5 separate regions of the Mus musculus genome follow, and all the other regions are linked to region 1. A link is a loop called in an ENCODE intact Hi-C map of the cell type or tissue named here. Cell type or tissue: heart. All regions are shown on one strand. Region 1 has its middle 64 kb from the start of Gm33172. Region 2 holds the start of 4930526H09Rik (RIKEN cDNA 4930526H09 gene). Region 3 has its middle 10 kb from the start of Gm32990. Region 4 overlaps 4930526H09Rik (RIKEN cDNA 4930526H09 gene). Region 5 has its middle 7.0 kb from the start of Gm33172.

Region 1 (5,000 bases):
TTGAAGTAGTAAAATATGCTGCTTAGGTGAAAGGGATATTTTTCTTTATATATTCAGGATACTTTTCTATGCAATCATTTTTCAATATCTGGAGGTATTTTTATAACAATGTTTGTTTTTAGATTTTCTTTCCTTCCCAACAGCAGGGGATTAAGTCCAGTGATCACAACGATGAAAAATCAAAGTGGCGATTTTCTAAACTAATTTTAAGGAAGAGGAAGCCAATGGAAGCAAAAGCAACAGTTGGTGATTTCTGGAAGGAACAGAGCTTGTAACACAGCCGGACTGAAGGGTGTGAGGTTTGTTCACATAAACTCTCTTTGGTGTGCTTCCTTCCACCATCCAATTCTTTGAGAACTGAAGAGCTGAGATTTAGTGAAAGGTGACAGGGAAGTTTTCACAAGTCACTTAACAAATCTGTCTTGGCTCTAAGAGATGTGTTTTTCAAAGCATAGAAAAGCTTGATGCCTAAAAAGTACTATCAAATTCAAGGTATCAGGTGATTTCGTCACTGGGGGTTTCCTGAGGGCTGTGGGAGTTGATTCACATCAAGAAGTCAGTCAATAAGAGAACAATTGCACCTCCATGCCATAGAATGGATTCATAGCTGGAGGGATGGCTGAACTGTATGAACGGCATTTCAAATCTTAGTGTGTCAAATTTGCACTATAAGAATACATCTATCTCTTCCGACTATCCTTAGGGTTGAAGGCGACTCTCTTTAGTGGGTAATCAAAACCTTTCACCTGCATTAGTCTGTCATGGTGGAGGATTGCAGAGACAAAAGGAAGTGTTCAGACAAATAGAAAATCACAGAATTCCCAGCTGTTTGATGCTGCATGTCCTAAGGACACTTAGGCAGCTAGCTTCTAGAAGACAGCTTGAACTTCAAAGCAAATCCTGAGTTTAAACCCTGTCTTTCCCATTTACTACCTCTTAATCTGAGCCTTAGCTCCAGTTTCTTCACAGCAAACTGTGATTCTGCTGTGCACCAAATGTTTTTAGTTGCCTGTGCAAAATCCCACCCAAGTGAGAGGGCATTCGGCATGGATCTTTGGGGATTTTGATAGGTCATGAGAATGGGACTCTCAGGATTGGGGTTAATGGCTTTAAAACAAGGCGCAAGGCCAGAAGGCTTCTAATCCTAGTATTCAGAAGGTTGAGGCAGGAGCCACTCTATGAGTTCCAGGCCAGCCGTGGTTATACAGTGAGAGCCTTTCTAAATGAGTAAGTAAACAAACAAAAGACACAAGCTAGCTTGCCCTTTCTCTCCATTCTTAGATAAAAGAGTCTACAGCCGAAGGATATATGAGAATCAGGAAGCAGGTCTTTGCCAGATATTAGTGTTGGCATTTCCTCTAGGCTCTGGCTCACAGTTACCTGGCCACCACCAGGTGTGCCTGAATTACTATAAAAGGAGCTGCTTGCCCCTCCTGTTTCTCTTGTGCTCTTGCTGTGCTCCTGCTCCTGCTCCTGCTCCTGCTCCTGCTCCTGCTCCTGCTCCTGCTCCTGCTCCTGCTCCTGCTCCTGCTCCTGCTCCTGCTCCTGCTCCTGCTCCTGCTCCTGCTGCTCCTCCTCCTGCTCCTGCTCCTGCTCCTCCTCCTGCTGCTGCTGCTGCTGCTGCTCCTGCTCCTGCTCCTGCTCCTGCTGCTGCTGCTGCTCCTGCTCCTGCTCCTGCTCCTGCTCCTGTTCCTCCTGCTCCTGCTCCTGCTCCTGCTCCTGCTCCTGCTGCTCCTGCTGCTGCTCCTGCTCCTGCTCTCTCCCCACTCCCCTCCTCCCCTTCCTCTCTCTCCACCTGCTCAGAGCCAGCCTCTACTCCCTCTAGTCCTGTGTTCTCTCTCTCTCTCTCTCTCTCTCTCTCTCTCTCTCTCTCTCTCTCTCTCTCTCAGCCTTTCTCTCAACTCCCACCCCATTCCATGAATAAACTTTATTCTATACTATACCATTGTGTGTGTGGTCCCTCAGAGGGAAGGGATGCCTCAGCATGAGCCCACAGAGGTACCTCCTTCCCCCACACCATACCACACCCCCCACCAAACATAGCTCTGGTCTCTTATCTTTTTTATGAAACACAGCAACTAGATCGACCAGTACCTTGGCCATGAACTCCCCCGGCTTGCAAAAGAGACAAAGCTTCTTTGTTGTTCAACCAACAGATTAAAGGTGCTTTTGTTCCAGGAATGCTATATTAAGATGGAATTGTGAAGTTTTTGCTTAGAGAATTTAAATAATTATATTTCTCACCAATTTAATCTCCCAATGTCCAAAGTCTTCCCTCTGTAATCGGGGAATAAAAATGTGGGAATACTGTTGTCTTTAAATTATAGTATCTTTGGCCACAGCTCGGACAGTCTCAGGTAAAATTACCCAAGCTGCACTGTTAGCTGCCTAGAGGCTGGCTGATAACTTTTGGTTTGTCGTAATTATTCATGATTTACTATTTTTTTTTTATTCCGACTTGAACTTTCTTTTTCTTCTCTCCACATCTTCATCCACACCACACCCAACTTGCAGCAAACACATCAAGTTTACATTTATAGCTACTGATAAAGTAATTGCCATGTATTTTTTATATGTTAATTTTTATCTGCCCCTGGGACTATGTAAATGTCTTTTAAACAATGATCAAAGAATACCACTCAGCTTTCTACAGACTTCCTGTAATCATGTAGGCTTTGGACTCATTAAGTCTTATCTGTGACAAAAGACGATTCCTGACATTTCCTCTCCAGCTGGGGCTTTGGCCCAAGACAGCCCAAAGAAGTAACACTTTTGAGTTGAGGCCAAGCTGAAGAATCAATTGCAATCACAGCCATGGCAAAGACGGAGAACTGGTGAGCAGGCAGGTCACAGGGGCTTTCTCTGGCAGGAAACTGTGGCTTCTGCAAAGACAAGGAGCTAAGGAGGAAGCTGAGGCAGAAACATGTGAGAGACACAGATTCTGCCCCAAGCTTTTTAAAGGGCTGGGCTCATCTCTGGCAGCCCGCGCTCAGACACAAGTATCTTGGAAATTGTCAGACATAAAGACATTAGTAAGCTGGAATGAGAGGCCACTTGCCAGCATGTGAACTCCATTCATCTCGCCTCATTATATTGTTGTGCTTCCTTTCCAACTTGTTTCTGACACATGCTGGAGATGAGTGGATTTCATCCCAAATGAATAGACTCTTGTATGTTAAGAACCGATTGTCCCAGTTATGGAGAGTTAGTGTTTTCTTTGACCCTGTATCCACCCTACTGTCCTCATGCCTCTGGGACCTGCTCTGCAGTGAGTATGATTTAATTGTCACGTAGCCACAGTAGCTAAAGGCATCTCTGTTCAATAAAGGTTCCATTTTACTGTGGCTGCACCGTGTGTGATGTGTGAAATCAGAACAGTGATTGTCTCCTATTTTGCTCTAGTGACAGCCATCCATCCTAGATGATAGCTAAATTTTGTCTGATTTGGAATGGTGCTGGCAGAATTAACCGTGTAGCTCTTTGGAGAAGGTAGGTACTACACAGGGGTGAGCTAAAAGACTCCCCTCTATTGCTTTATAGAGTTACATATGAACATATCAGGACCCCTTTATATTCTTACCTCCATATCACTGCAGGAAGGGATGGCTTCCTGGTGGAAACAGTTCCAGTGACCTGAGAATTCAACTGCACAGCATAAACTCCTGGAATAACTTCCTAGAATATTCTATAGCATAAACTTCTGGGATAATTAATTCTCTAGAATATGCTATAGCATAAGCTCCTGGGATAATTAATTCTCTAGAATATGCTATAGCATAGGCTCCTGGAATAATTTTCTAGAATATTCTATAGCATAAACTCCTGGAATAATTCTCTAGAATATTCTATAGAATAAACTCCTGGAGTAACTCCCTAGAATATTCTACAATTCCCTAGAATATTCTGTACTTCAGAAGTTATAACATTCAGCTGAGAAGCAAAGACTATTAGCTTATTTGACACTATCTTGTTTCAGTATAGATTATTAAGTAGACCTATATTTAAAATAACAATAAACCTACTTGCTACAGGCTGAACATTATGCTTCCATGAATTCATGTGGAAATCCCATTCCTAAGCTTTTGAATGAAGGTGAGCATTGGCGAGCTACTTGGCATCCAAGAACGAAAGCAGGCTCTGGAAAGCTGCCCTTTATCCTCTACCACGTTAGAATATAGCAAGAAGACACAGTGTGGAAGGCGGAAGCCAAGCTGTCTTCAGTCATTATTTACACCAGTGCCTTCATCTCTATGGCATTAACTACTTTAAAACTCTTTAAGAAATAAATGCCATGATGTTATAGTATCTTTGCTACATAACACCCTGAATAAACTTAAGTAAGCATTATTTTCTCTAAAACAAAGAAACATCCCAAATAAAAGATGTAAGCCATTTTATAGTTCATAAATCTTAGGTAGATAGATATTTGCTTATTAAAATTTTCTGATGAAAACCATGCCTCTAAGATAGACATTTATATTGCATAGACATGTAATAAAATCCCATGCTCTTTCTTGTTGAAACCTCTTACTGAAGAATGAGATACGGGGTGAACATGGAAGAAAAGTGTTGACTGATAAGGCTAGTTAGTGTTATTGCTGATAGCTTTTTCAGTGGAATCAAAATGGGTCTAGCTGGTTTGTGGTAAAGTATTAGAAATGAGAGGAGGAACGTTAGCTATTAGATGCCATATTTGTTAGGACTTTGTCCACACTGTTTGTGCACAGTTGATTTGTTGCTATTTCTGCCAGCACTAGTTTCTTTTTTCTTTCCATCCCTTGACCCAAGAAATATAAGCCTCTCCAGTGTTTGAGGGAAGTAGTCTATACTGCTGTCCCAGAAAACATCATTGGATACACAAAGCCTGATATACCCTTATGATTCAGTCTTCCCCAGATGTCTATAATGACCACAGGTGTTAGGATTTATCTATCTATCTATCTATCTATCTATCTATCTATCTATCTATCTATCTATCTATCTATCTATTTAAATAGATT
Region 2 (5,000 bases), 150 kb before region 1:
CCTGTGACTGTCAGTCTCAGTTTCTTTGTTGTACCCTTAGACACTGTCACAACTGAACGAGCTCAGCATGTCCTTTCTGTAGGAAGATCCCTAGAGTTTGGAACAATAGTCATGATTGTGGAAAGTTCTCAGGGTGTTCCTTTTCTCCTTAACAATTAGTATAGATTGAAAATAAAGTTAAAATGTTTCTAACTGTTAAGGTGATGGTAGTTAGATCCAGATTGATAGAGGCAGCACAGAGTTAAAAGAAAGAGGAGACAGACCATATATAAATATATATTCTGTATATAGAAGCAGAATTGCCCTTTAATCTGAACAGCTGAAGGGGAGAGGTCTCTCTGAGTGAATGGAAGCTACTTACATTAGCACAGTGGGCTAGGGGATTTTATAGGAAAGAGGAATGACTTTGGGGATAGAAGCTTCTATCTGAGGTCAGTTCCCCTGCAGGGTCCCAGCGGAAAACACCAAAGGAGGTTAGTGTGTTATCTATCTTAATAGAAGCCAGGTGTTATTACCAGTCAAGTTTCCAGTCTGGATTTTCTCAGTCTACCTGAGACTTTTAACCCTTCAGTGGTATCCTGGGGAAGGGAGGGGTGGTACTAGTGACTTTCACATTAAGTGAAGAGTTTATTTAACAGTAATGTACTGACTTAAAAAAACTGTGACGAATATATGACAGTAAAATATTAACCACAGACAGAATAGAGGGAAATAAAGACATCCTCTATACCAGTGATTCCTAACCTTCTTAAAGCTGCAGACCCTTTAATTCAACTCCCCCTGTGGTGAATCCCATGACAAAATTAGTTCATTGCTACTCCATAACTAATTTTGCTACTGTTTTGAATCACGATGTAAGTATCTATCTGGATATCTGACATATGACCCTCCAAAGAGGTTGCTATCCACAAGTTGAGAATCACTGGAGTCTATACCACCTTGGCGGCATTTTTGTAAATCTGAAACAATTTGGAAAGCAAGCTTATGAATGATACAGTGATAGAGGAAGCTCATGATAACACCCACGAGTAGCTCAAAGGCCACAATGCTTCTGCTCTCCAGAGAGAGGTGACCGCTCTCCTGTAAGCTCTCTGCTTTGGAGCTCCAGCCACATCACCACACCTCCATCACCTTACAGAGCATGCCTCCAGTTTGTTTAAGTCTCTGAAGTGGTGAGGCTCACTGCGTATGCTCCATTCTGTCCTCGCGCTGTGCTGGTTTCTGTGGCGCAGGCAGCTATGCGCTTCACATTTATCTTCTTACTGACACTCAAAACTGGCCTTCCTTTGTCGGGATTCTGCAAGACCAAAGGAAGTGTTTTAAAACGTCCTTCTGTTAGGTTACCACGCATGATGATCCTAGTCAAGTCCTGATAGCTGAGCCATTTGGATCTGGCCTTTGTGACAGGTTTCTTGTTCTGGAAGTCTGAGTCCTGGGAGATCCAGAACATGATTGGCTTCTATGGCATGTCAGCCCTGCAGAGCCTCGTCTGCCTCTTATACAAGCATCCTGTTGCTTTTGATCTCTTATTTCTAAGGTTACTAGCTTACCATGGATGGCTGTAGTGAAGGTATAGCCACAAGACTGAGGAATCAATACAGCATACATCTGTTAGCAACACAGGAGGCCAACTTGAAGTTAGGTCAGAAAGGATATATTCAAAAAGTTCCCAAAGTTCTGATTCCTACGTGTTTCTGAAATGTGCCCCTTCTTGTATCAGTTGGGGTCCATCTGATAAAGAACACCTTTGAAATCTATCTTGGGTGAGAGAAAGATTGGTCCTCAGAGCATTGCTGGTTTGGATGATGGAAAAGGTGAGATGCCAAACAGAAGACAAGGCCACTCACGTTAGCTGTAGCAGGAAGCTATAATCAGCGCTGGGCTGTGTGGACAAAGAGAGGAAGTAGTGTTTCCACAGCCAAGGGTGGGATCCCTGGACTGCAGCCAGGACTGGAGCATGCGTGCACAGAGGCAGCTGAAGCCAAAGAGGAAATACAACTGCTGCTGTAAGTGTCATCTGAGGCCTTAGAGAGAGAAACATCCTGAAGTTTTCTGTTTTTCAGGCTGCTGACAGTAAATATTTCTGGGCAAAGCTAACCAGAAACCTGCTAACCCAGAGGCTCTTTTCAGCACAGAGCAGAGAAGCGAGTTCTCTTTTCAGATACAAAGGACCGCTGCTCCAGCTGAGCCTCTACCTTCTCCTTCTCCTTCTTGTACTGTTACTTATGGTACAGACATACATGTACACATGTCCTCACAGACGTTCCTGACACAACAGTGATAGTCTCCTTCCGTTTCTTCTTTCATACTTTAGACAGAATGATGGTCTAAAACAAACAGATTTGGCTCCTGTTTAAGCCAAAAAATAATTCCTTGTCACTGTGTATCAAGCCCAAGAATTTTATCACGGAAGTCAAGTTTTTTTGTCTGGCTCTTATCTTCCTCTTTAGCCTTTTTCTCCCGCAATTCAGGGCTAAAGGTGAAGTTCTGTGGGCAAAGTGCTTGCTTGCTTAGAATGTGCAATGTCTTACACTTAATCCTCAGGAATGCAAAAATATGAAAATGATGGTTTGTTTCCTACAACTGTTGCATGGCTCGTCTTGAATGCAATGAAGACTATGTAAGACACAGAGTCATCATAGACAGCTATGGCCAAGGTGTCAGAGCGTCAGCTGTTAACTCTCCATCCTCAAATAGCTTCTAGAACCCTGGAAGAACATGAGATGGGAAGATTTCACCTACTCCAGGGAAATAAAGGGGCAGAGAGATGCATGGGCTATGGAATGATGCCAACGGATCAGAGAACAAGTCTGTGCGATTTGTGACATTCTTAGTAAAACCCATCACGTTTGATAAGTCTGGCTATGTGGTATGAAATTTGATTGAGAATAGAACTTCGTGTCTAAAGAAGTGGTTCTCACTACTATTCCTAAAATTAACTTACTGCTAACAGACCTCTGGTGGAATAAAGGACTGTGGAAGGTTCACTCTTAATAGGAACAGATGCTAACTGTCATCTACAGCTCCTACCTTCTCTCCACCCCCACAGGCACTCCTCCTAAACTCCTAGTCCCCATTCTGCTTGTGTGACTTAAGGCTTTGGTAATGATTGGCTTTGGTTCATGGCTGTCTGCATTTAACCAGTGAGCACTGGAACACAAATAACTTACTAGTGGACACTTTAGTGAAGACAGTGATTTCCCCAACCCCAGCAGACCACAGCCAGTATTAGTCTGTAGCTGAGGGGTGTACTGTCTTCATCACATAAACAAACACACCCATATATAAACATGCATATACATCCATGCACATACACATACATACACACATATACATAAACACACCTACACATAGAACAATATACACATACATTTACGTACATATACACACATACATGCACATACATATAGATACACAACACATAAATATACACATACACAAATATATACCCATACATATATACATACACACACCTATATACACATATGCATACATAAATACACATACACAAAATACTTGACAAGAGTTGATATATTTCTAAATCAGGTCATCTCAGTTTCCTAATATTTAGGTTTTTTGAAAACAGAGTTCACTTCAAAAGCTTATTTCCTTTTGAATTATAAATATCATTTACTGTATGTTTTTCAAACTCCAAATGTAGCTAAGTCATCCGTAATCCATCCATAATTTGGGCTAATATAATTTTTTTAATCTTTTTTTTTAATCTTCCTCAGGAGACATTAGCTAATATGGAGGTTATATAGTAGGAGATGTCCACAGAAAGTAGATTCTGAAAAGGAAATAGAGTAGCACATATTTGTTAGAGAATGTCTTAAGAATAATCCACATAAAAGAGTTGACTATAGCTTGGAAGAGAAAATGTTGAGATAGGCTGTCGCAACAAGAGATTGGCCACAGTAGCCACTGTAACAGCCAGGTGTGATGGCCTTTCTGATTTGTGCTGATTCAGGGAAAAGGCATGTTGATGTAGCAAATCAGTAATCAGCAGGGCCATTTAAGGTGAGCCATCTTTATTCAGATAAAAGAATCCCAAACAGGAATGGCAGTGAGGTCCATTTCCCACAGTCCTATCAAAGCTGGGAGAACAAACCCTTCATTCTTACCTTTGTGGGGATGTGGGTGGTGAACCGAAGCATTGCCTCAAGTGTATTTATTATAAACCTCAGTATATATAATAATACATGTACTGAATGTATACTCAAGATAATCATGTAAACAATTATTCATATAATTATAAAATACATAGTTATTATGCAGACAAATGGCAAAAGCATAAACTGCCTGGCTCATGATGAAAGCTAGACTTGAATAAAAACAGTAAGTTATCCAGCACTGCGCATCTTGCCTACATATACTCTGTATCTGTCTCCGACTCAAGAAGTCAAAGCATGGGTTTTCAAGGGCCATGCATGCCTCATACTCCAGTGAAGCATATTCCTTCCTATGGTACGGATGCTGAGATCTGGCATGCAGTTATAGTTCCTGTAGTATACACACAAGATGATGTCTTGTTTTTATCTGTATCTGGGCCTTAAAACAAAATGAAAGTAAAGATGAAAAATCATAAAACCATTATATGGTAGAGCTGAATGCCTTTGAAAAAAATCAGCTGTTTCTCCTCAGATACTGTACAGACCTCCTCCCCTTTATGTGCTCGGTTACCCTCTTCCAAATTTAGCCATTCTCCAGAACTAATGGTTATGTAGCAGCAGACCAGAAAGGAAGCTGTCTCACTAAATATCCCCTGGTCAATAGTCTCTCTCATTTCCTAGGTTTAACTCATGATGCTATGGGACTCCTTTCCTCTGTACCTTGCCTTGACTTAGCAGTTGAAATGAGGAGGGCTCAGAACCACTGTGCCTCCTTGAGACACAGTCCCTAGAACCTGGTACCCCAAAGGGCAGGTGTAAGATGCACAGATGACTGAAAGGAGAAATGGCTTCAATTTGTTCAGGTGGAGCTGAGCTGCACGGAAGTGC
Region 3 (5,000 bases), 190 kb after region 1:
GAGAAGTTCCGAGTGTCCTTAAGAAGTTTGTACTGCCTGAGTTCCTCTTACATAAGTGCCTGCTGTTTTGGGCTAACACGGGGCTGAGGAACAGAGCTCCTGTGGAGAAGGTCTACATCTATGCGTGCTATGGTTTGACTCAGTGTAACCTACAGGCCCGTGTGGAGGCTTGATCCACAGCGGAGGTGGTGTTGCCTTTAGGTGGTGCAGGCAAATGGCAGGCCTTAAGCCAATGCGGGCAAGGCACTTAAGGGGATGTTGGACACCTAACCCATTCCCTTCCTCCTTGCTCTTTGCTTCACAGACATCATGAAGTGAAACGCTTGCTCCACCATGTTCTCCAATCTGATGTGGTCTCACTATCCTCAGACCCAAACTTGAATTGAAACTGTGAGAGAAATAAACTTGTCTTGGTTAAAAGTTGATTTATGTCAGGATTTTGTTAAAGTAAGAGAAAACTGACTAGCACAATATGCATACTTAGATGTACGTATATGTGTGTATACACACACATGCATGGGTATGCAGACATATGCATGTATGTATGTGTATCGGTGCTAGGGGATATAGGGTCAAAAGAAAAGATGTTTAAAAGAGTGTATGAGTTATATGTTCCCTTTTCGAAAATAGAATTCCAATTCTTTGGTTTGTGCATCATATATAGTATCCCATATAGGTAATGTTTTTTCTTATAACTCTTTACTTTGTCACGCACACAGTTTCTTTTCTGTCTTTCGGCTGTTAAAATAGCAAATAATCCAGGTTTACTTTTGCCCAGCTTCCTTCTTTCATCTTATATGTCATTGCTTATATGTCATTGCTAGCATTTTTTCCCCCAGAGCTTGGGCCTGTTGTCTCAGCAACTGCTTTCCCCTCTGCTCCATCATTTATCAACGGCACTGGTTTTGCTTCTGTGTTTATTTTCCTTGAGTCTCAGAGGATGACTTTTCTGGAGACCAGAATGTCATGTATGCCCAGTGTCTCATAGAACTTCTTGCATATAAAAATAAAGATAGTTACATACATTGTTGGCAAACAGAAAATCTGAGCAGTAGATGAAATACTGAACAACATATGACATATATGCAGGATATTTCTCGGCTGTGGTATACTTGTTGACCCTATACAAAGCCCTAGATTTGATTTCTAGAACATCAATGAAATCTTTACATGTCAAAAAGAGTTAGTAAACCAGAATTATGCCTAGAATATAAGGCCATGGATCATGTAAAGATTTGTGGATTGACGTGCAAACTCTAGTACATCAATTGCTTTTCTTGGCCCTTGTTATAATCTTTGTCTCTTTCCTTCATTTTGAACTATATCTGGACCTAGAGTGATCAGTAAAGATAAGAAGCTGTATGCCTGGAGAAACCTGAGTGTCAAGCCACCCTATAAGGTTATCCTACTCAAGGGAAGAGCCTGGTCCAGAACATGACACCAGTTGTCTTCTCCTGTCTCTATTGCATGAGTAGAACCAAACACAGTGGCACACACTTATAGTCCTTGGTGCTTGGGAGGTAGACAAGATGGATGGCATGTGCCAGGTGACCAATGTTAGCCTGAGCACCATAGCAAGACCCCCATTTCAAAACAAGAAAATAGTTTTGTCTAACAGTGACAGCTCTCTCCATGCCTATTCAGTAGCTGTTAAGACGCAAAGCTTCCCTTCAGATGACAAATGATACATTGTTGCCCTTATAATGAAACAAACTTGCCATAGACCCAGCTTTGATTTCGGAGTTTTGTCAAGGTAACTCAGACATAAGGATTACTGTCCTCAGAGATGTGTCTAACCCTGAACTGTCTTCCAGATTAGGCTACAGAACCCAGTATCTGGAACTTCAAGAGGTGCGATGCCTCTCTTTGCTCTGCTTTGCTGTCACCTAGAAGCAGCAGCTGCTGCTGAGGAAAGATGACCTAGAGGATGTCTGGGGCCATTGCAGCCAGAGGAAGAAGAGGAGGGGCTGACTGAGTTGAATTGGCAAGTTGTGTGATTAAGTCTGAATGGATAAATGTCATACATGAGAAACTGTGCTACTGTAACACTGGATCCATGAAGGTGAGTTAGTTTAATGTCTGTTGGAAGCCTCACAGAGGTATTTGGGGAAACAGACCCTGAACTGTCGGATAAATTACTTCTGGAACGAAGCTCAAAATTATCCTAGAAATGAAGCTATGCACCAAAGCAGGAAACTCCTCCTGCGAAGCTCACGTGGTCATCTTTCTGGGCCTATTACAGGGTGGAAATTCAGTCTTCCTCGTCTTAATTAGCGTTTGTGGTTTCATAAGGGTGGCCCAAGTCGTGAAATTTCCTCTCTGTGTTATTGTACAGAGGATTCCGCGAGAAGGGACCGCAAGCCCGAGTCCTTCACAGTTTTGTTGAAGAATGTCAGCAAATTACCATTGTTTGGAATCACACGCTCATAAGCTGGGCAGCAGAATATTTATGATACGAAAACAATCACAAAAGCCTTTGCCGCGCTGCCTTATTGACACAGCTTTCCCGTCCCCACATCTTGCTTCCTCTCAGGAAAGTGGGACGTGTTGGATGATTTCCCAGGTTCTATTTGGAGAGGAAGTCTATACGTTTTCCACCACGCAGACCCTGCCAATCTGCACACTCCAAAGAACACCTGCAACTAACAACTACGCCTGCTCTCTTTTGTGTGCCCGCAGCTATCAAAATAAATGAGTTACCCCGGTTGGGAAAATTACATCTCTTTTCGGAGTAACCTTGCTCTCTGCACGTGCGCAAGGAGTCAGACACCGTGATGCTGTGCCCAGTGCTCCTGACTAGAATTATAATCCAGACATTTTGCGTTACGTCATTGTCAGTAAGTGTACTAACAAGAGCTATTAAGATCTCATGACCTGCCTGTCCCCTTTTTACTAGTACTTCTCCCCTATTCTGCTCACGGTTGATTCTTAACCAGTATAATAATGGGAAAGAAGGACCTGCCTCTTTTCTTTGCCCAGATCTGCCACTAAGATTTTGAGTCCTCTCTCCCCTCCCTCCCTTCCTCCCTCCCTCCCTCCCTCCCTCCCTTCCTCCCTCCCTCCCTCCCTCCCTCCCCCCTCCCATCTCAAGCATCCTTGTAGGCTAGCATTCAAAAGAGAATGGACAGTTGCTTTCCTCCTGAACATCTGTCCAAGCCCCCAGGATCTGAACTTTGGCTCAGAACGCTGAGAACTCACAGCAGCTGTATGGTCAGCTTTCAACACAGCACATGCATGGGGAAGGACTTGCTGCTCAAATGAATGTTCATTTACTGTTGGGTATTTAGCAACCCTGCCCTCGAACATAGGGCTAGTCACAGAATATTCCTTTGATGGAAAAAAATAGCAGGAGATACATCCACAAGCAAAAAAAAAAAAAAAAATCAAAACAAAACAACGAAAACAACAACAGCAAAAAGCTCCAAACCCTAATCACTACATCTAACAAATTCTGCTTCTTCCCTGATGGTCCTGTTGCTGCTGTAGCCACTCCTAATATATCTCCGGGCACAGTAATGATGCTGGTGATGGTGATTCCAGGTTTGGGGTGGTGGTATGAGGTGCATAGGTCTGTGCACATGAAAAGAGATCGCTTTGGCTCAGCACCCACCTCTACTTTGGAATTGCCCCAGGCAGGACAGCCTGGTTTGGCAAAATATGTACCCGACTTCTAGATACTGGGAAATGCACCCCAAAGCTACAGCATCTATATCCCGTGTCTTCAGTCACTCCTTGGGGATTGGCTACTTCCTTTAAGTGACTCAGTGTCAAGGGTTCAAAACGTTCAGATAAAACCATTTTGAAGTGTTCTGTTCTGGCCAGATTGACTTCCTACCCTGTCCCTCCCTGCTGTTCATCTCCTTTAAATACTCCTAAAGCTTTTAGTCATCTTACAGAACACTCAAGCTTAACGCCTTCACTGGGGCTTTCTGGTTATTTTGAGAACATCCTACCCAGAACAGGCCACATCTCCTTATGCCGATTTCTGCTCTCTCTCTCTCTCTCTCTCTCTCTCTCTGTCTCTCTCTCTCTCTCTCTCTCTCTCTCTCTCCCCCCTAAGCTTAACAATTCTGGACCATAACAATTCTCCAAGCTCCCAGCAGCAATGGTCTCCTTTTAGTAAACAAGCCATTGAATTCTCCTACTTAACCAAGCTCCCTAGCAGTCGTGATGCTGGGTTTCGCCTGACCATCATGATGCCACGCCTCCATTTTCAGCCTCATCCACGTGCCTTGGCAAAAGCTACCTCTAAAAAGTCCCTTAACCCTCAACAACGGACCTTTAAACTCTGATATTTCCAACAAATGTTAACATATGATAATATCTCTTGGGATTCTTCTGATATGAGATGAAAACAAGTCACTATTGTTCCTATGCCACTCCTACATGGGGGTTCTCTATATTCTGCTGCTGATTCTGACAGACACCATATAACCACTGGCAACTAGCACCAGTGATCACTGGTGATACAAGAGACATCTTACCTTTGCATTAGGAAAATAGAAATGGAAGTGTTTTTTTTTTTTTTTCAAGAGACGGTGATGAGTAGGAGCAGCTCTGAAATTTAATAGTGTTTTCTGTAAGTCTTTTCTTACATTGAGGAGAATAAACATGCTAAATTAGTGTGACTTACCATAAAGCATGCAGCAGTAAAAGCAGGGCTCCCATTTCCGCTTGAAGGTTTTGCACATGTGTAGACATCTGTGCGTTTCACAGTCAAAGAACCATGCAAATGTCTGAGTCACACGTAGTTATAAATTTGTTTATTCATGAATGCATTCGCTAAAACACTTTAATGTAACCCTTTCATTTTAGAAGCTTTGCAAAGTTGCTTAAAAAAATAATAATCATCCTTTTATTTAAGAGCTAATAATATAAAGAAAAGATAGATATATAAACTGCTGATATTTTTCAAAGCATGGCGAGCCTTACTTGAGACCTTTTGGGCACACAGGACAGACAGACAGACAAGCAGGATCTTCTGGCAACTTCAAGGTCAG
Region 4 (5,000 bases), 150 kb before region 1:
ATTATGTTTATATATTTATTTAAGTTGGTACCCTTGGGCTTGTAACACTAATCGATCAGTTTAATGGATTTAATTCCATGTCTACCAAATATTCTGTGCCTATTTTATGAGAGAGGTTCATGTTAGGCCAAGGCCCAGAGGTTGCCAAGGAAGAATGCAAAATCTGGAGTTGAAAGTCATTAATTTTGTTCCTCTCTATAATCGCCAATTTATTACTGTGAACTTTCAGGCAATGGAAAATTATTACCTCTTTAGAGAGCTTAGCAGTTTCAAATGAGAATTTTGTTGGAGTCCATGAAGGTTTATGGCTGTGCACACTTCCTGTTCTTAGCTGCCTTCTTCCAGGCTTCACAATCTCCTGTCCCCGAGAGAACAGAAGTAGCCCGGGCTATGAGAAATCAGAGGGCCCTTGTTTTCTGAATCTCATTTGCAGTCCTGGCAGCTAATTAGTGAGAGGGAACGGGAACTGCAGAGAGAGGAAGTGGCAAAGAACAACTCCATAGTGTTAGGTGACCACACAGACAAGAGATGGACGCGAGATCTCTGGAAAACGTCAGTCACGAAGATTTTTATGTAGTGTTTCTCATGCAAAAGTGTCTTGGGTCAGACTCTGGCTTTTGTTACGTACTTATTCCTCATCTTTACCAGTTGACCATATAAGTATTAACCTTAAAAATATACAGTGTATTATGTTATTGCCCATCCCCTCCCTACCCACTTCAACTCCCTCCTGCCTCTCCATTCCAACTTTATGGACTCTGGTGTTTTTTTTGTTTTTTTTGTTTTTTTTGTTTTTTAATACTCCACTGAGTCCAATTAGCACGCCTCATATTTTTAGAAAAATAACCAAGAGCATTTAATATATTTCCATATTCTTTTCAGTGACCTGTACATGACATCTCCATGTCCTTTACGGGAACTTGGCAAGGGCTGGGCGTGGTTGATGAGTGTGAAGGGAGATTTTCCGAGCACATGTTGAAGTGAACTCAGCAGCTAGTAGACCAGGGCACAACAGCGGCCTTTGTTTTCGAAGGGTATCTCTCCTTCCCTTGACCTCTCTCTGACTTATCACCCAGTCCTCTCCCCACCTCTCCCTCCTCACTCAGGGCTTTCTTTTCCTCTTTTCCTTTTCCCAACCTGGATGTTTTCACCTACAGCTCGGCTTCCTTGGAATTGCTCTTGGCTCACCGTGGGCATTTTTTTTAGGTCCGTGGTTGTGAGATTTCACAACCGGACTGCTTCTGTGTACCGAATACTGCTTCCCTGCCATCCCTCATCCCTTATTAGCGAGCATCTCACCCACACAGTTTGCAAGACTTCTCTGCTAATCACCTTGGTTAGCTGCTTTACATTTCCCTAACACGTTGTGCAGTTCATTACCATTTGATTTATGGCCACGATAGCAACAACCTCATACCTTTGATTTTTCGACTGTGGGTGGGAATAATCTTTAAGGGATACTTAGTTGTTGTTGTTTTGATGTTTTAAGGTTATTTAGGCTAATAATGAAAAAGCTATTAGAAGATGCTCTATGAGGATGTCTGAAAAGCTTCATAAACATCACTACCTTCATCTTTCACATCACTCTTACTTAGAAAGCATACATAGAAAAACAACCAAAAGGCTAGTTACTTACAACTAGTAAACATAAATTCTGAAAACTAGCTTGTCTTAACTTAAAAAATAGTCCCCTTTCTTCCTCTACTTTAAGTCCAAGATATAGAAGACATGATTCTTGTCTTCAAGATGCAAGAACACAGTTACTCACAGACTGCCCATGATAAGTGTTATAATAGAATTATAAAAGAAACACTCCAGCCTTAAGGGCTTGGCGGGTGGTGGTTCAGTCTGAGGTAATATTGAGTACATCACTGAAGAACAGCATAGGTTTGGAGTGCAGACATACAGAAGTGAGGCCACTGCTCCAGAGAAGGCAGCCTGGACTTCCTTTTCAGTTTGTGACCTATCACTTTAATCTGTTTTCAAATCTACTCTCGCTTCTAACGATACACAGTGAGTATAGGCTATGCCTTTTTACAGTATGAATATTGCCCCACATTATAGCATACAAAAAGAATGCAATTTGAAGAGAAGAGCTTCAAAAAAAAGAAAACAAAGGAAAAAAAACAAGTTAATAGAAATTCTTCTACCTAGAAGCTGGGATGAAGATAATTAATGAACATGAAATAATCTAGGAAAAGTATCTTGTGGGATTTGAAGCTGCGTGTGTGTCAAACTGAGAAGTACAGCACACAGACACTTCCCAATCTTGCTTTCCAATCTTGTGCTTATACTTCTGAGACACTCACAAGGATCCAGCTTCCTCTAAATCAAGGCTTGGACGGATGCTCGGGCAGACCACCCTGAGGCGATGATTGCCTTCCTCAGGAGATGGCCACATGCGCTGGGTCCCGTGGGAGGAAATGAATGAATTGCCTATTGTACTTTTTGACTCAAACAAGGTTTAAAGGTGAATTTCCAACATGTTAGGGGGTAATCATCACAGTGTGGTAGCCAGGCCCTGGTGGTCCCACCCTTCCTAGGTTCTGTAAGGTCTTCCCCTGTTGAAATTATATAAACACTTGGAGCTTTTCTTCTGTCCTCAGAATTCTCTTCGTCTGCCAAGGTTATGGTTATTTGGAATAAAAACTTGGCTCCTTGCAATCTTTATTAAGAAGTTGTTGGCTGTACCCTTTCTTCTGCTGCTTCATCTGTAATCTTACAGTTTGTCTTTTGGGGGCCTCCTGGTGTCAAACACTGCCTCTGAGAACTGTCAGCAGCAAGGGGGGGGGCATATCTGTGTGTTTGGCATACTAAATGGTAACCCTAACTCTGAACTTGCCTCAGGGTCACCTCCCCTCTCTCTTTTCCAGGCCAAGTTAAAGCCTCTAGTAAAATCTGAGCTGAGCAGAAATTCACAGGTTGTACGCGGCAGGGTTATCCCTCTTCATGAGGAGAGATGATTGTTCTGCACAATATACACAACCAGACTCCAAAGCGACTTTCTTCTTTAATAAAGTTGAGGATATAGACTGCTTATTGCATGGTCTTCTTGGAGACAGTAAACACCTCTGGAAGGGAAGACAAAGAAAATGATCAGGCAGAAGGAGTTGATGGAGACACAAGTACGGAATCTTTGCTGGCTAGTTTTAAAGAGATGTCTAGGATTGAAGTGGACCCTCAGAGCTATCCACGAGGGTTTGACCTTCACTGGCCTGAGACAGACAGTCATTGGCTGTGGGCATCAATACCAGGCATATAACATTGGCCATAGGGCTCTTTACAGTTTAAGCACTCTGAGAAGGGACTAGCAGCTGATGAGCTCTGATAGCACTTAAGGAGCAGGAAGAACCTTTACCCTGAGAAGCAGACCAAACATAGCATTACTTGGTTTACCACAGATGATCCCTGCTCCATTTGGATTTGTCCATTTCATATTTGAAGTAACTCTTGAACACTCTTCTGAACTTCTTTTCTTCAGGTAGACTGGAAATCAGGAGTCAGTGAAGCTGTGGATTCCTCTCTCAAAAGTTATCACATATACTCACGGTCTCCCTTCGTTGTCAATTCTAGATTTCCCTCATGTTTACCTATCTTCTCCGATCTCCAACTACTTCCTTATGGTATAACCCACAGCCCCAGTCTTGAATAATCTTGGGATCTGATTATCATGCACTTATCAAGTCAGAATTGCTTCATTTTTTCTATCTGTGATGGTAAATGAGCAGAGGAACACCCAGAAAGTGGGCTACCTGGTACCAGACTTAATCTTCCTTGCCTTATTATATAATAATGGCTTTGTGGTACCTGATGATTAGTATTGCCTTGTGAAAACAATAACTAGTGGGCAATAGTTGTGTTTAATACCCTTTCTACAATGGATGCTATGTGGTGAGATCATCGTGTGATCGACTCATTTTTATGATTTGAACCTACTCATACATTTATCTATATTCCTTGACATGACATCCCTGATCTTCCTCCTTTTCTTTCTTTAGACTGCTAAGAAAACCTGTAGCTCCTGATGAGTCTGTAAATGGTGTCTGGCTTTGGATCACATCTCTTTCTGAACAAGGGTGATGATGGTCATGTGCAGATAAATTGAGGTTGCATGATCTCCTGTGGTCTTTGCCAGTATTCTAGATCCTTTATATTGAGTAAGTGTTCTCAGTATTATAAATTCTCATATCAAAATCCATGTTATACTTAGTTTCCTTCATCACACATCCTCAACATGCAATCTCACGTACAATTCTTACATCCTCCTGGTGCACAGTGGCCAAGAGTTGCAGCTCCTTTGCGGTGTAGTATCGTTCTTCCTTTCTTTGAGATTCTAGTATATCTTTGGCTTAATTATGCTGGAAGCTAGTCTTAGTTATCTGCTAAGCAGCCACAAAGGGAAGTGGAACAGATCCTGTGGAAAACACACATTTTGTGCAGGGGGAGGGTTCTACATTCCCTTCCTGTGAGGGTGGAGGGTTACTAGCTCTTGGTGGGTAGGGCATTTCTGCAGTTTTACAAGATTTTAGGGACCTTTGGAATTCAAGACTTTTGTGAGCTTCTACCTAAATACTTAATGAATATGCCAGGGTCTTATTATTTTCCAGCCAGGGTCCTAATCTTGCCCTAGGCACTTTTTCTTCATTAGAAATTTAACCTTCCCCAGAGCTTGGATACTTTGATAATTAAATTTTAGTCCTGGTAGTCAGAGTTTTAGGCCCTCTTACTACAGAAAATGGTACTTTTTGTGTGTGTTATCCAAACTGCCCTACACTTTCCCTGATTTCTTTAAATGCTTTGAAAATTTCTGCCAGTTTTTCAATCTTTCTTCTAGAAAAACAAATTTAGAAAATGACCATAACATGTTATTGTCTTGCAGTCCCTCGTCCACTTTACTTTTTAAGATACGTGCAGAGCCAACCTGTGCTTTTCACTAATTTTATACCATCCCACCTCACCAGTGAGGCGTGGGGCTTTCCTTGTGTGCCTGGGCTGTCTGT
Region 5 (5,000 bases), 57 kb after region 1:
ATATTTCTGTGGTCAATTTTTCTGCTTCACCGTGGTGAGCAATGGACATTGACTTTGGAAGAGCTGAGTTCAGAAATCTTTATATGAACTAGATAGGCTCCCGAGAGGTTAGGGCCACTTAGAAGACTAGTCTCTCAATCAGAAGGCAAGAAAGCAAGACTCATTAGGTTCATTTCTTAAGATAGTTTTGCTAGTTAGTTTTTGTCAACATGACACAAGCTAAACTCCTCTGGGGGTGGTGGGGAGGAAGGACATCAGTCCAGAAAGTGCTTCTTTCAGATTGGCCTGCAGAGGTGTCTGGGAAGGCATTATCTGAACTAATTGAACTAATGATTGATGTGTGTGTGTGGGGGGGGGATCCAGCCCACTGTGTGGTTCTACTGAGGGGCAGGTGGTTGCAGATTATTCAAGAAAGCAGGCTGAACAAACCAGTAAGCAGTGTTCTTTTGTGGTCTCCCATTTAGCTCTTGCTTCCAGATTCTTGTCTGAGTTCCTGCCCTAACTTCCCTTAATGACAGACTGTGACATTGAAGTGTAAGCCAAATTAAACCTTTCCCTTCCCAAATTGCCTTGCGTTCTGGTGTTTATCGCAGCAATGGAAAACAAAGGAGAGCAGAGGGCATGATGTAACCATGAACTTGCCTTCATGCACGTTTTGATGAAGCCTAAAAATCACGTACGTTGTGCTTCCCAGCATGCAATGCTGCCTAGAACTTGAACTTGGTCCTTATCATTTTTCTTCTGTTTATATTTATAAGACGTGTTTCTATTTTTATCAGGAACAAACACCAGGATGCAGGAGGTATAGAAACTGTTCATTGTAGGTTTTCAAGGAATGAACAGTACAACTTTTGAAAGCTACTTTCATTATATTGAAAGCTTTAATTTAAAAGAGAAATTCAAATTTTACCAAACAGAGAAGTACAGTCTATTGTGCGCAAACAATAATCATGTGCAAACAATAAAAGATTATAGTATACGAGTCCTTGTGGATCCAACTCTAGAATTGCCAAGGCAATTAGAAGAAGAGACTGCGATATATGTAGCTACTTCAAGTGTATGTTCCACCTCAACCCACCCCCTTCACAAACAGTGACAGTTGAAGTTGATTTCTAAATTCAGAACAGTTTCCAAGAGGTTCTACATTTAGGAGAAGGAGATTTCCTTTGTCTAGAAATACACCCTTTCCTGTGCGCTCTACTGACATCCAGATGGAACTTTCCCTAAACCCACATAAACAGTCTCAACTCCCTTGCTGTTATCTGCAATTGGAGTTGAGGTCAGTAGCTTTGGAAAGATAGCTGGTAATTTGACAAGTGTGGTGATGTTGTGCAGCGCCAGGCCTAGAGAATTTGTGCTGCCATTCTGTTTCATGATCTTGTACATTCTTTGATAGTTGCACATGTGCAATATAAATGCTATCTGGTTTTTCTCCCTGTTAAGTCGCTGAGATGAGAGGCTTTAAGTTTTAATTCATAGGTCCCATGTGCTTAGTAAGGGTTTGCCATAGGTGAACAACGGACTCATATATTTGAAGGGATGGATAAGTAAATTGGATATGTGTGTATCTGGCTGTATATTATAATGTAGAGTGAAATGAATGATCTGAAACAGATCAAACACATCTGTTTCAGACATTATCAAATAACTTGAACCAGTGGTGTTAGTATAAGAGGGGAAACACATAGATTTAGAGTAAGGTAGACTTGAACTTATCACTCCATTTATCATCCCCCTTTTATCATTCCCTGTTTCGAGCAAGCCATTATATCTCTTTAATAATTACTTACCACATCTCTCAGAGCCCTTTTACCCTCTGTGAGGTATCAGATCGAAGGGGGTAAAGAACATACATAGAGTAGTTAGCAGGTATCCACAGGGTAGCAGTGAGTTCTTCGCGAATGGCAGCTCTCTGCATTAAGTCCTAGTCACAATCAGAAAAGAAGAGTTCTAAAAGCTTTTTAAGATGTTTAACCAGTAGACACACTATGGCCTTTTGTTTAAGCAACATTTATTCTTACAAAACTGTATTCAATGTTCCTGAAGGATTTATCTCCTGTTACGTTGCTCAGTTACCAGTTTTCTTTTCTGGAGGGATTCTTTTTCCCTGTGATAAATAATTTGTGTTAGCTGATAGCCACAAATCACTGACTTCCTTTGGAAACTGCTTCATTGATTTCTGAAATGATAACGGACTTATAATGTTCCTATAAATAAACTCATTAAGTCATAAATTGCTCGTGGCAGCACAGGAAACCTCTCTATATGCTGTTCAGGCATCTTCCTTCCCAAAATACACATTTTCCCAAGGGAGACCCAGCCCGGATCTATTATCCTAAGTACGGCTGGAGCAGAGCCATGAGTCAGAGGGCAACTTTCCAGTTCCTCGTCCTTTCTGAATTCATTATCGTGGGCAGGTTTCCATTGGAATGTGATGGGTTAGAGTGTTTTACAACACAAGATCATTACTTGCCAGGGGATTCTTCTGTTATTAGAGTCCGAACTCTCCAAAGAACCTCCAGTGAAATATGTCAGGTCCGGAAATGAAGGTGACATCCACAGATTCAGAAAGGATAACAATTATAAATAAAAAAGAAAGAGTGTAATGTGTCCAGTGCTTTCTAGTACCCACCAGGTCCCCTGCACTCTGCTTCTTGGATGTGTTCCCACGTTGGCTTCACAATCTGAGACAACAGAAGCCCCAGGTTGCCAGATGGTAAGTTTAATTCACTGCATATCAAGCTCTACCACACAGAGCCAACTCAAAGCTACATCAATTTTGACACCTCTCCCTGGAATGAGGTCCTGGTAGAGGGAGGGGTAATCGTAACTTCCTTGAAGTGAACATTTACTAGGAACCACTCACTCTCTGGATTTACTAGGGATGTTAATAGTGAAATTCAGTTTTATTTGACATATTGCCAGCGCTTGCTTCATACCCATACCACCACTGACCATACTTCCCTTTGCATTTTATTTCATTGTTTAATTTATTTGTTAATTGAACTATAATTTCATCACCTCCCCTCTGCTTTGTCCTCCCTCCAACCTTTCCCATGTCCCTCCCCATTCTGTCCAAATTGATGGCCTCTTTGAAAAGTAGATAGTAGATAAATAGATATACATAGATGTGCAAATATGTAAGTGCAATCGTCTGAGTCCATCTTTGTTGCTTGTGTATATATGATTCCAGGGAAGACCACTATGTATTGCCTAACCAATTCAGGAGTGATCACTTGTTTATAGTTCTTTGTTTCGAGGCAGAGCCCTGAGAAATCTTCTCCCTTCTGTGTTAGCACGCCTATTGATACTGTTATTGTTCAGATCTTCTAGTATCCCTACTGACATTGTCATTGTTTAGGTCTTACATAGAGTCATGTCTAGGAGACCCAATCTCATAGGAGACTTTCTGGGTCTCTGGCTCTTACAATCTTTCTGCCTTCTCTCATGCAATCTTAACTTTTAAAATTTTTTTCTTCTCTTGAAAACTCCCTGTTCAGTCTCATTCCCCATATTTTAACTGGATTATTTGATTTCTTGACTGAGAGGTAAATAGCTCACAAAGATTCTTTCTTGCTCTGTGGGTGTTTTCTTCATTACACTGAAGTTTCCTTAGTTATGCAGATGCTTTTTAGTTTTATGAGGTCCCAGTTGCCAATTGCTGGCCTTCATTCTTTAGTGAATGGGGTCCTAGTAAGAAATTCTTTTTCTATGTCTATGCCTGGTAATATGTATATAGCTTCCTGTGTGTTCTCCCAATTTCAGCTTTTACATCGAGGTTTTTAATCCAGTGGGTGTTCATTGTTGTGTAGAGAGATAAGTACAGGTCTAATTTCTTCAGTCATTATGTGGATAGTGCTTTCCAGGCACTGTTGATTAAAGGCACTATTTTCTCTGGTGTAGTTTTTGGCCATTTTGTAAAATATCAGATGGTAGCCATCATGTGCACTCAAGTTTAGGTCTTCTGTTTTGTTCCATTAGTCTGCAAGTTTGCTTTTGTTCCAGTGCTGTGTTGGTCTTTTTCCTATGACCCTATGATCTATCTTGAGATCTGGAATAATAATCCCTCCAGTGTGTTCTTTAATCTTAGGAGTGCTTTGATTATTTGGGATCTCTTCTGGTCTCACATGAATTTTGGATTTTTTTTTTTTTTTTTTACTTTCTGGGAAGAGTATATTGAATATCCTCTTTTAAATTTTTTGAATTTTGTTGAGACCACAGCAATTTTCTCACTAGCTCTAGGATCCTCCATTTCATAGGTTATTAAGTAATATACTTTGATGCTACATGGAGAAACAAGCAAACACAGAGATATCAAGGCAGGCAGGAGTCCCATGCCTGAAATCAAGCCCTCATTACTAATTTTGCAAACCTTTCAGAACTGAGCAGTCCCTCACCATCAGGGGGTGTGGTTATTGCCACAGCTCCCTGTCATAGCCAAAATGAGCCATCACAAGAAAACAGAACATGTGCCAAAGGAAAGTAATCCAATCCAAGTGCAGAGTAGTCTCCTTCTGGTGCTTTTATTTGTTTTTCATGTGACCTTCTTGAACTTTTAATCTCCACTGGAACCGGGATTACTCCTAGGGCGATTCAGGCCATTGATTGGGGATGGACACGTAAATCCTATTAGTTTTCTTAAATATGTCATCGTTTCTCTCCACATATGTCTTTATGAACGGAAAAGAGGCAAAGTAAACAGAACCCCAGTAAGACAAGCAGTCCCCAGTGAAGAAGAGGAAGATTGCCGGGGTAAGGCTCATTTAAATATTTCTGATAACACGGCGCCCTAGCTAGTCATGACCGTTGTAGAAGCTGTCGGGTCACTTTAGAGAAATGAGCCATGTTTATCCCTGGGGTTTATGCTGTTTTTCTCCGAAAAAATTTTTCCAAGTGACTGTTCCGACTCCTCAAAGCTGCCGAAGCTTAAACAGAGTTTGTCGTTAACTGCAGATGGTTACTGAGCAATTAGAACAAGTCGGGGCCTTAAATGATGCTTA

Evidence for each region. Hi-C counts contacts between places; a loop is a spot of excess contacts. Peaks named below come from ENCODE experiments on the same cell type or tissue, not always from the same donor. Only the 100,000 strongest peaks of a DNase experiment are listed, where the experiment ranks them.
Region 2: a loop joins it to region 1, with 3 times the contacts of the local background. A loop is called at or near these places in 5 of 42 quality-filtered maps.
Region 3: a loop joins it to region 1, with 2.6 times the contacts of the local background. A loop is called at or near these places in 4 of 42 quality-filtered maps.
Region 4: it touches region 1 in a loop (3-fold over the local background); 6 of 42 quality-filtered maps call a loop at or near these places.
Region 5: a loop joins it to region 1, with 2.2 times the contacts of the local background. A loop is called at or near these places in 4 of 42 quality-filtered maps.

Annotation. Positions count from the first base shown.
Region 1 is chr13:110,745,480-110,750,479 of GRCm38, reverse strand. No RefSeq gene overlaps it. Among named protein-coding and RNA genes, the nearest start is that of Gm33172, 64 kb to the right of the region's middle. In heart, no CTCF peak of the experiment used is centred here; a DNase peak (open chromatin) is centred at 2,789.
Region 2 is chr13:110,900,375-110,905,374 of GRCm38, reverse strand. 4930526H09Rik (RIKEN cDNA 4930526H09 gene) reads left to right here and starts at 1,529. Exons shown (of 3, transcript NR_131194.1): 1 at 1,529-2,006. It overlaps Gm38397 (predicted gene, 38397), which reads right to left and starts at 1,876. Exons shown (of 5, transcript NR_131193.1): 1 at 1,848-1,876; 2 at 1,551-1,608; 3 at 1,132-1,297. In heart, no CTCF peak of the experiment used is centred here; a DNase peak (open chromatin) is centred at 1,944; H3K27ac peaks cover 2,274 bases.
Region 3 is chr13:110,555,793-110,560,792 of GRCm38, reverse strand. No RefSeq gene overlaps it. Among named protein-coding and RNA genes, the nearest start is that of Gm32990, 10 kb to the left of the region's middle. In heart, a CTCF peak has its summit at 1,910; DNase peaks (open chromatin) are centred at 32, 1,942 and 2,612; H3K27ac peaks cover 618 bases.
Region 4 is chr13:110,891,491-110,896,490 of GRCm38, reverse strand. All of the region lies in intron 2 of 4930526H09Rik (RIKEN cDNA 4930526H09 gene), which reads left to right. Among named protein-coding and RNA genes, the nearest start is that of Gm38397, 9.5 kb to the left of the region's middle. In heart, no CTCF peak of the experiment used is centred here; a DNase peak (open chromatin) is centred at 2,410; H3K27ac peaks cover 707 bases.
Region 5 is chr13:110,688,420-110,693,419 of GRCm38, reverse strand. No RefSeq gene overlaps it. Among named protein-coding and RNA genes, the nearest start is that of Gm33172, 7.0 kb to the right of the region's middle. In heart, no CTCF peak of the experiment used is centred here; a DNase peak (open chromatin) is centred at 2,389; H3K27ac peaks cover 1,232 bases.